Linked DNA regions of Homo sapiens: region 1 is linked to region 2. Evidence: chromatin loops called from intact Hi-C (ENCODE). Cell type or tissue: mammary epithelial cell. All regions are shown on one strand. Links, peaks and the distances in the headings refer to the core of each region. The heading gives the core; the rest is flanking DNA.

What was found. Hi-C counts contacts between places; a loop is a spot of excess contacts. Peaks named below come from ENCODE experiments on the same cell type or tissue, not always from the same donor. Only the 100,000 strongest peaks of a DNase experiment are listed, where the experiment ranks them.
Region 1: it touches region 2 in a loop (3-fold over the local background); 9 of 110 quality-filtered maps call a loop at or near these places.

The regions. Positions count from the first base shown.
Region 1 is chr11:118,142,422-118,147,782 of GRCh38, reverse strand. SCN4B (sodium voltage-gated channel beta subunit 4) reads left to right here. Exons shown (of 5, transcript NM_174934.4): 2 at 2,554-2,726; 3 at 3,722-3,950. Among named protein-coding and RNA genes, the nearest start is that of SCN4B, 7.7 kb to the left of the region's middle. RefSeq lists a silencer at 1,874-1,943 and enhancers at 2,364-2,563, 2,780-3,979. In mammary epithelial cell, for the core only: a CTCF peak has its summit at 2,302 (motif pointing left); a DNase peak (open chromatin) is centred at 2,182; H3K4me3 peaks cover 916 bases; H3K27ac peaks cover 394 bases.
Region 2 is chr11:118,656,481-118,661,810 of GRCh38, reverse strand. PHLDB1 (pleckstrin homology like domain family B member 1) reads right to left here. Exons shown (of 23, transcript NM_001144758.3): 23 at 3,783-5,128. The coding sequence ends at 4,988. TREH (trehalase) reads left to right here. Exons shown (of 15, transcript NM_007180.3): 6 at 82-174; 7 at 302-418; 8 at 529-651; 9 at 896-945; 10 at 1,078-1,272; 11 at 1,847-2,064; 12 at 2,330-2,441; 13 at 2,794-2,906; 14 at 3,078-3,131; 15 at 3,370-4,495. The coding sequence ends at 3,522. Among named protein-coding and RNA genes, the nearest start is that of MIR6716, 15 kb to the right of the region's middle. RefSeq lists enhancers at 2,280-2,829, 2,877-3,171, 2,830-3,379. In mammary epithelial cell, for the core only: CTCF peaks have their summits at 2,172 (motif pointing right) and 2,932; a DNase peak (open chromatin) is centred at 2,190.

The DNA of each region.
Region 1 (5,361 bases), core at 199-5,198, 510 kb after region 2:
AGGCCATTAGCTATCAGGAAGCTGCCTTGTCTGACAGCTTCCCTGTCCACTGCTCTGCATTCACTTCCTGTTTGTGGGGGCTGTGGAGGGTGGGAAGCAGAGTTGGTATCTCCCACCAAAAGGTTCTAGTGCTGGCTGCAGACTGGAGAGTGGGATCTTGTGTCTGGCTTCTGTCCCTAGACCTCTGGGGGAGATGGGGCGGAGGAGGGCAGAGGTAAACAGAAAGGCAGGAGTTCTATGGAGTGCTAAGCCCTGATAGCAGTGTTTTTCTTGGAGAGTGTGGTTGGTCACAGAGTGGTGGAAAGGGGCTAATATCTGAACGCTGCTTATTCCACTCACTGGGTGTGTGGCCATGAGCAAGGTAATCTTTTTAAGCCTGTTTCCTCATTTGTTTATTGGGAATAAAAATAGTAACTTATAGGATTATGATGAGGGTTAAATGAGACAGTGTATATAAAATACCTCTCCTATCCTATAGTAACTGCTCAGTCTCAAATTCACCATTTACTCTGTGGCCCTGGGCAAGTCAACTCTCTGAGCCTCAGTTTCATCATATATAAAATGGGAACATTATACCTGCCTTTGAGCATTCTAATAAAAGTCGTAGTTAGTATGCACAAATCCTCTCGCACCGTGGTTCTCAAAGTGTGGTCCCTGCGCACAGCATTCCCTGGGAACTTTCTCGAAATGTAAAAGCTCAGGCTCCACTCCAGACCTGAATCAGAACTCCAGGGGCTGGGCGGAGCCAGCCGTAACTGTTCTCCAGGGGATTCTGATGCGCTCTCAAGTTTGAAAACCATGGCTCTAGAACAAATCCTGGTTGGCCACAAATCCTAGGAGCTGGCCAAAAATAAAGGCTAATTGAAATAACTTCCCAGCACTAATTGGAGCCCTGGTGGGTAGATCTGGGTCTCTTAGGCAAGTTACATAACCTCTCTAGGCTCAGTTGTCTCACCTACAATGTGGACCTATAATAGTACGTGACTCATAGGACAGGCCGTGAGGATGAAATGTGCCTGGCACATAGTAGATGCTCAGTTAATATCAGCTAGTACTATTGTTAGCGACAATGGCCGAATCACGATGGGGTTACTGGACCACGGGGTGTGATTTTAGGGCTGGGGGATATAAGCACTTCACTTTGTCATCAGAAGCTAAGGGCACAGGAAGAAGCTGAGCAAGCAGGGCTGCCTGCTGTCCTTGGAGATCCTTTTCTGTCATTTGAAAAGCATTGCTCAGACGCATTATCATCCGGTGGGGGCAAAACAAGAGGTTTATGATGCAGAACAGGGAATTAAGTTAGACAACAGAGGGCCTTCCTGAGAGTGGGGTTGGAAGGTGCCAGTGTCCTCTAGGGAGGAGGTGAGGCAGGCATCCACTTCCAGACACCCTCCCCGCCCCCGCCTCCACCGACCTTGAGGCGAGTGGGGTTTCCTTGGGGCATCTGCAGGACTGGGGGTGGGTGTGTGTGTGGGGCGGGGTGGCGGGGAACCAGGCCCCCTTACAAGGACTCCGGAGCGGGAGTTTGGAGGCCGTGAGTGGAGAGGCCTAGTCCCAGCGGAGGGGGCCGCATCGGAGTGCTGGGGCGGAGGTTCGAAGCGTGAGAAAGAAGCCTGGGGGCGCTCGGGGACGAGGGGGCGGAGTGTGGCGAGAAGGCCGGGCTGCAGGGCTCAGGAGGGGACCGCGGGTCCAGCGCCCTCCCCGTCCCGCCCCCGCGCGCGTGCACTCGGGCTGGCCCGGAATCCCTCCCCAGGGTGTCTTCTGCCACTGACTTTCCCACCCTGGCTGCGCCCGCGCGCCCCCGCGGCTGCCAAGCTCCAAGCCCCGCGTCGGTCCCCACCCCCGCCGTGTTCCCCCCTGCCAGGCCGTCTTCCTGCGGTTCCCAGGGTCCCGTTTGGCGGCCAGAGGGCGTCGGACTCGGCTGGCCCAGCGAGGTCCAGCCCGAACGTGTCCTTCTGCCTCTCTGCCCCTGGGGACCAGGGAGGAGCCTCCAGGGCGGGGGAACGAGAGGCTACTGGACGGCGGCCCGGGACTGCGGCGGCCGCGTTTCTCTTCTTCACCTTACGGGACCCGGCTCTTCCCCCTCCTCGACCGCCCCGCCCGTCAGTCCTGAAAACCTGGCGAGAGGCGCGTACTGTCCTAGGGGAATTCCCCTGCAAACAGAAGGGAGCCCGCCCTGCGCGTCCTGGAGTGGGTGCGGCAGGAGCGCTTCCAGGCACTGCGTCCCCAGGTGAGGGGCGGAGCCGGGGCGCGGTTCGCGGCAGTGGCCAGGCCTTTGTTTCCTTGGGTTGGGGTGACCCCTGGTGGTCATCCAGAGCGCAACAAGGGCTACTCCCTGGTCCAGAATTCAGTCCTTTCCAGGGGAGAAATGGAGAATGATGGAGGGTGGCCCAGGCGGTGCTGATTGGAGTAGACAGCCATCCTCCCGAGGTTGGCACTGAGGGTGATAGAGACCTACCTGCCTGGCCAAGCTACTCCGCCCTGCCTAAGCATCCCCTTCCAGAGCTCCAGGCTGGTGGGGTTTTATTAAGGGAGGCGGTGCTCCTTACACAGGCCTCTTCCTGCTCCCCGTAACCCTGTCGCTGGAGGTGTCTGTGGGAAAGGCCACCGACATCTACGCTGTCAATGGCACGGAGATCCTGCTGCCCTGCACCTTCTCCAGCTGCTTTGGCTTCGAGGACCTCCACTTCCGGTGGACCTACAACAGCAGTGACGCATTCAAGATTGTAAGTATTTGGAGGAAGAACAGTACAGCCCAGCCTCCCTCACCCATGCCTCGCCTCCTACGCTCTGGTCCCTTCTGGACTGAGACCCACTGCGATGGTCCCCAGAACCCACCTTTTGCCACCCTTTCTCCCAGTATTCTTTTCAGAGCCTGCCAGGAAGGATGTAACTGGGAGAGATGCTTAGATCGTGTTGCCAGAATTCGGGGACTGTTGGAATTCTTGGCTAGAGTCCTCTGTCTGGTCTTAAGAAACACCCGGAGCTTGGATTGCTTGTCTAAAAATCAATAGTTTAGTCTAAGAAACAGGAGAGAGAAAGGCCTTGGAAAGCTTGGAGAGAAGGAATGAGAAGAGTCTGAATGAGGGAAGGGCTGAGAAGCTGGACTGGCAGGGAAAAGAGAGAGGAAGAGAGGGAGAGCTGCAGGAGCATTGGCGCGGCTGCGGTGGGGGTGGGAGTGAACTCACTAGATTGTACTCACTCTACAATCTAGTGGGGGATCCAACCTGAGACTTTCACAGGGAAGCCACAAGAGACCAACTCTGGTTATAATTAAATGCTGACCTCAGAGGGTGCTGACGGGCAGAGCTGTGGGATTGATCCAGGTCTTGACAGGGGGCCAAAATTCAGTTGGGCAGGTGACATGGTGTCAGCAAAGGCTGGGTGGGAGGTGACAGAGGGAGATGAGTGCGGTGCTTGCAGGAGTCATTAGGTAAAAGGCTTTTATGAAGAGAGCAGTAAGAGCTGTGCTGCATTCCAGGGAGACCTTAATAAAAGGAAATGGGTTTAGCCTGAAACAAGTAAAATTCAGGTTAGACAGGCAGAGCTATTGACGCTGGAAGAGGAAACCATGGGGGGAAGGAGCAGGGCGTGACTACAGGCTCTTCCTGGTCCTGGACAGGGGAGGCATCCAAGGAGTGGGCTGGTGTGATGTCATGACCCTTGAGGACCCCGATTCTTTCTCGGCTACTTTCTCACCCCAACTCCCTTCCTCCACCAGCTCATAGAGGGGACTGTGAAGAATGAGAAGTCTGACCCCAAGGTGACGTTGAAAGACGATGACCGCATCACTCTGGTAGGCTCTACTAAGGAGAAGATGAACAACATTTCCATTGTGCTGAGGGACCTGGAGTTCAGCGACACGGGCAAATACACCTGCCATGTGAAGAACCCCAAGGAGAATAATCTCCAGCACCACGCCACCATCTTCCTCCAAGTCGTTGATAGACGTATGCAGTAGGGGCTGGCACAGGGCAGTGGCGTGGGAAGGACTTGGGAGGCACCCAACTCAGCATCACAGTGAAATGGCAAAATGGACCGTGTTGGTGTTTTCTTTTGCTTTACACTTTCCAGAGCTGCTGGAGTTACATCTAAAAGCTAGAAGAGCTCAGCTTGAACACTTATTCTGCTACCAAATAGCTTATGAAATACTCTCTAAGCCTCGTTTTCCTCATCTGTAAAATGGGAATATGGCTTCATTTTCCTAGAGTTGTGGTTAGAGAAGCTACCTGGTAGTGTTTTGTGGCTAGTAGGGTTTTCTCCGTATATACTGATTATTAATACCATTGGGTATTCCATTAGCAAAAATTGATTGAATGTCAGGCATTGGACTAAAAAGTGCTATGAGTGATACATTACATTCTTCCTTGAGGAATTCACAGTACAAGGTAGGACAGAAGATAAATAAATAGCTAGAATGGGCAGAACATGATGCATACATCTGTCAGTAGAGGTGAAAACAACAGAGATGGAGTAAGACATGGCCCTTGTCCTCTGGGGGCTTACATCCTACCTAGGATTCCAGTCTGACACAGGAGGACCAATCATACAAGGAGGGTGCATATGAAAAGGAGCCAGGTGGTCCCTGACCAGACCTGGTGTGGTTAGAGAAGGAGGATATGATAACCAGGGCTGGAGAAGTGAGGCATGGCCCCACTGAGGGGAGGGGCCTGGAAGACTAGGGAAGTGCAGAAGCAGAGAGAAAAAGGGAAGGGGACTTGCGCAAGGATCCTGACTCTGCTGCATTTTGTGTGTACCGGGAGTTTGCTGCTCTCCTGGATGACACTGAGTCCCTGGAGAGGGAGACACCCGTGAGTTCAATCTCGAGTATGCAAGGGCGGAGCCAGAGGTTATCCAATCAGCTTTTCTGAGCCTGGAGTCATAGGTCTGCCTATGGTGTCACCTCTTCCTTTCTGTCTGGGCTTCTGTCACCCAGCTTGTACTCAGCCTTTTCAGAAGGAAGAGAACGGGCATTTGTGGAGCGTTTTCTGGGTGCCAGATCCCGAGTTAGTTGCTGTCATTGATTTTAGCTCCTTTGCTCCTCACCAGCTCCCTTGAGGTGGATCGTCTCTCCATCTGTATGGATTCATTCATCCATCTGTTCAACAAATATTTACTGAGCACCTTGTATGGGGCAGACGTTATTCTAGATTCCGAGGATGTGATATGAACAAGATAGACAAATTCCTGCCTTTATGGAGATTACCTTCCTCCTCTTCTGTGTATGGAGATACCAATAGAAAATAAAGAAGAAAAATGATATTGTAAAAGAGAACATGGCTAGTGTTAAGAAGAAAAAATAAAGCAGGAAAGAAAGATGGGGTGCCAGCAGGGTGAATAGGGAAGGGCTCTCTGGAAAAG
Region 2 (5,330 bases), core at 1-5,000:
CAGCAGGGCAGAGTGCCCCACTGGCTGGTGTGCAGGGCAGAGGGAGGCAGCAGGGTGGTGCCTAAGCTGCCCCTTCCCCAGGGACTCCTACTGGGTCATGGAGGGTCTGCTCCTCTCAGAGATGGCTGAGACGGTGAAGGGCATGCTGCAGAACTTCTTGGACCTGGTGAAAACGTGAGGGGGGCCAGGCACCTCCAGCCTAGGTGGGGAGGAGAGGCAGGTGTGCCACGGGCATGCAGCTGGATTGCCTTGGTGCCAGTTGCTGGGGAGAGGGCATCTCAGCAGGCCTTCCCCTTGGCAGCTATGGGCATGTCCCCAATGGTGGGCGCGTGTACTACCTGCAGCGGAGCCAGCCCCCACTCTTGACCCTCATGATGGATTGCTACTTGACTCACACCAATGACACCGCCTTTCTACAGTGGGTACCACCCTCCCTGTGCTGCTCTGCAGACCCACCCATCCCTCAGACCTCTCAGGGCTGGGGATGGGCAGCACGCCTGGGCTGAGGTGTTGTCTGCTTCACTCCAGGGAAAACATTGAAACACTAGCCTTGGAATTGGACTTTTGGACCAAGAACAGGACTGTCTCTGTGAGCTTGGAGGGAAAGAACTACCTCCTGAATCGCTATTATGTCCCTTATGGGGGACCCAGGTGAGGAACTGGGCAGCCCACCCCTCAATCTCTTACCTGCTCACTCTGGTTAGAGCATCACAATGCCCCGGGCAGGAGGAGGAGTGACTTAGCCTGGCCTCTCAGATGGTGACACCGAGAGCCCTCTGCAATCCTGGGCTGTGGGGCCCAAGGGCAGCTGGATCAAGATGGCTCAGCCTCTTCTTGACCACAGAGGGGCTTAGTAGCTACTAGTGCCAGGCTGCCCACCTCTCCTCTTTGCCAGGCCTGAGTCCTACAGCAAAGATGTGGAGTTGGCTGACACCTTGCCAGAAGGTGAGCAGCAGGAGGGTGAGGGAGGGCTGGGGGCAGGGCAGCTGCACACCTGCTGTGTCAGGCTCTGGTCTCCTGTCAATGGCTGCCTATCCTGCAGCCGGGACTGGCTGGTTCCCTGCTCTGTCCTCACAGGAGACCGGGAGGCTCTGTGGGCTGAGCTCAAGGCTGGGGCTGAGTCTGGCTGGGACTTCTCTTCACGCTGGCTCATTGGAGGCCCAAACCCCAACTCGCTTAGCGGCATCCGAACAAGCAAACTGGTGCCTGTTGACCTGAATGCCTTCCTATGCCAAGCAGAGGAGCTGATGAGCAACTTCTATTCCAGGCTGGGTGAGCACCCCAGTAGGGAAGGGAAAGCAGGGAGCTTGGTTTCCTGCTCAGGCTTGGCAATAGAACTGGAAGTAGGACCCTTGTGTGACAGGCCTTCAGCAACTTAGCCTGTCGAGCCCCGCCCTAGTGGAAGCCTGCACTCACATTTGCGTACCAGACAAGAGAACAAACGGAGCCAACCCTAATCCTCTCTTCCTCCCTTTCTTACTGTGAGGGTCTCTAGGGTCTGTGAGGGGAACCCTAGTCCACGCATCCAAAATCCTTCCACTCCCTCTCCCTCAGACAGCTGCCCTTGACCCCCTAAGAGCTAGGGGAATCCACCCAGCCAGTACCCTTGGGAGGATAGACCCTGGAGACCCTGGGGACAGATCAGCTCCAGTGGTTCCCTGGGAGCAGTGCGGGGCCATAGGCCAGAAATGTGGTGGGCTCCAGATCGGCACATCCCCTTGGTCATCAGGGTGTCTCAGCCTTTGCAGAGAAACACAAAGCGGGGAGGCTAAAGTAGAACCACGAAAAAAGCCTGGGGCAGCAGGCAGGGCACTGGCTGCTGGCTCTAAAGGCAGCACTGCCCCAGGGAACGACTCCCAGGCCACGAAGTACAGAATCCTGCGGTCGCAGCGCTTGGCCGCCCTGAACACAGTCCTGTGGGATGAGCAGACCGGAGCCTGGTTCGATTACGACCTTGAGAAGAAGAAGAAAAACCGGGAGTTTTACCCATCCAACCTCACTCCACTCTGGGCCGGGTGTTTCTCTGACCCTGGCGTGGCGGACAAGGCTCTGAAATACCTGGAGGTGAGGGCACAGCAGGTGGCTCGGGTCCACTGCAGGCAGCACCGCCCCCTCCCGACCCTGAACAGGACCTGCAGGGGAGGGCGCTTCCTCCGGCTATGCCCCTTGTCCCAGCCTGCGGGTCCCACCAGAGCCACCGGGGGGCAGCTGTGAGCCGAGAAAAGAAGAGCCAGGAAGGGGACGTCTGGCTTCCCGCGGGGTCCAGCGTCCTGTCCTGGCTCCCAGTCCAGCCCCACCCACAGTCATGGGAATGTCTGGGACCTTCTAGGACAACCGGATCCTGACTTACCAGTATGGGATCCCGACCTCTCTCCAGAAGACAGGCCAGCAGTGGGATTTCCCCAATGCCTGGGCCCCCCTGCAGGACCTGGTCATCAGAGGTAGGGAGGCAGGGCTGACACAGCCAAGGACCCTTCCCAGGGTGTAGAGGTGGGCCTCCCTGGTGCTGGGGAGGCATGAACAAAAGACACAAGAGGCCCCGTATCCTTTCTCTCGCTCCTCTGCTCTCCTGGCCTCCACTTGACACTTATGTCCACCCAGCCTGTCCAGTGCAATCAGTCCTGTTCGCCCTTCAAACCAGGGCCGTCGATTAAGGGCAGTTTGGCCTGTGGTCTCAGGAAGGAAGTCTTAGGGCCCAGGCCTCTTTCCCTCCTTGGGGAGAGTAGGGTGCAGCCACTGCTCTGTCTGGGATGGGAGACCTGGAGGTTGAGTCCTGCCTGCAATGGGGTCTAGGCCTGGCCAAGGCACCTTTACGTCGGGCCCAGGAAGTGGCTTTCCAGCTGGCTCAGAATTGGATCCGAACCAATTTTGATGTCTACTCGCAGAAGTCAGCCATGTATGAGAAGGTGAGCTGGCCCAAGCCCTCCCTGCACCCCCAGGCTGTCCCAGTGGCCACTCCTGAGCACTGCAGGGGCTGCTGGGCAGGCAGAGCAGCTTCTCCCCAGGGGCTCTGGTTGTTTGTTGTTCCTGGAGCTGGGGGGCAGTACCTGACATACAGCCCACCCGCTTGTCCCCAGTATGACGTCAGCAACGGTGGACAGCCCGGTGGGGGAGGAGAATATGAAGTTCAGGTGAGCAGGCCAGGGGTGGGCTGGCCAACACCAGGGAACTCCTGAACTCTGCTGCTCATGACCCCCGCCCCAGGCCTCAGTGTGCTCACCTGCATGTGGGCCCGGGGGAGGAGCTGACTGGTGCTTCCTGTACCGCTGGGGTTAGGCAGGGCCAGTGCCCCTGGGGAGAGAGCCCACAGCCCCCACCAAGGGTATGAGGCTTCCCCAGAAACTGGCCCCACTGCCCTGCCTCTCCCAGGAGGGATTTGGCTGGACGAATGGCGTGGTCCTGATGCTGCTGGACCGCTATGGTGACCGGCTGACCTCAGGGGCCAAGCTGGCTTTCCTGGAGCCCCACTGCCTGGCGGCCACCCTTCTGCCCAGCCTCCTGCTCAGCCTCCTGCCATGGTGACAGCCCTCCTCTCCTCACCTGGCCCCAGCTCCTGCCCCATTAAACCTCTGCACCAGTTCCTGCCTTCCCCTGCCTCTTCATGCCCTCCTACCTCCCAGCCTGTCCTCAGAGCGAAGTGGAGGGCAGGGTCACGACCTGGAGGTCATGGGTAGGGGCCTAGCTCCCTCCTGGAACCTTGAATAGGGTGGAAATCCTGCTCTGGAGGGAAGACCTATCCCCAAGTGCCTCAGCGCCAAGCCCCACACCGGCCTTCCACTCACTTCCGTAGTCCAAAGGCTTTATTGTTCTGCTGAAATGCTTACAAATACTGAAAACCCCCAGCCTGGGCCCAGGCAACCAAGGGCTCAATGCTGGGAAGGAGAGCAGGGGAGGTGGGCTTAGTGTTAAGGCGTGAAGGGCGAGGCCAGACAGCTGGAGGCCTGGTCCTCCACTCTCCATTTCCATCACCCTTCGGAGGCTGAAGGAAGGGCGGCGGCACCACAGGGCCCTTCCCCTCTGCTGCATCATCTCCTGCTCAGGCTTTCTCTCTAGGAGCATTGGAGGAATCCTCTTTCCCTGTCGGAAACTCAACACTGTACAGAACTCCAACCATAACCCTTCTAGCTTCCTCTCCCAACTGCATCGCTCCTCCTCTGTTCCATAGATCCCCCGGCTTCATCCCTTCTGGCTCTAAGCAAGGCACCAGTGGAAGGGAGAGGGCTGGACTGGGGGGCTGGCAGCCTGTGCATCAGGGCTGAAGACACAGGCAGGGGGAAGGAAAAAGGTATTCAGTCCCTTCCCCCCAGCATGAGATGCCCAGGGGCCTGGGCTGGAGAGATGATGGCACGTACCCTCAGATGGCCCACAGCTGAAGCAGTGGGCTGGGCCACAGAGCTGCAGCAATTAGTATGTAACCATGGCAATGAAGCAGTCACTATGGTAACCATGGTGATGAGTCTGCAACTAGGGGATGGAGCTGGGACCTCAAGGTTGACACTTGAGATCTCTGGCCCTTGAGCAAGGTAATAAAAAGTATAAGGGAAAGGAGAACAATGGGGCAGAGCGGGGTTTGAGAAATGGGAAGCGGGCCGCCTGAGCTATTACCCCACTCTGGATGTGGCTCTGCTCAGCCCCCAAAGCCCCTGGCAAAGGGGTCTGAGGCAGGAGGGGATCTTTGGCAGCTTATGGTACCATAATTTGTCTTTTAGAAAAGAGAAAACAGGCTGGGGAGAGCAGGTGTCAGGTCAGAGCTGAGGCCCTCTCTGTGACAGCTCCTCAGCCCTGGCTGGGCCTGGGGCAGGACCCTAAAGGGTTACTGCAAGTTCTGGGCTCCCAGGAGGCAGCAAAGCCACCTCTACTTTTCTTCTTCTGGCTGGTTCTTCAGGAGGCCAGAGCCCAGAAACTCACAGGACCAAGCTCCTTACAGAATATTAAAGTCTTCTTATACAAAAGCCCCAGTTGTGCTCTGCCAGGAGGCCCACGGCAGTTAGTTCATGAACTGAGTGTAGCCCTCAGCCCCTGTGACAATGACATCCATCCAGATACGCATGGCCTCTGCAGATGGGGCCACCATGTAGTACAGCCGGTCATGGGTCTTTACGCAGAAGGTGAGGGCTGGGTTCGGGCTCTGCCAAAGGAAGAGAGGAAGGTCTAAGATGGGGCTCACCCATGCCCAGGAATATTCTCACCTGCCTCCCTATCTGCCCTTTCCCCTCCCAGCCCCTAGAAAGCCCTGGAGCTTAGTCCTAAATAGGTCCAGAGCCTAGACCCTACCAGTCCATGTGAGCCCCAGGCTGAAATGTTCCCTTCTCACACCACAGCAGTCCTGG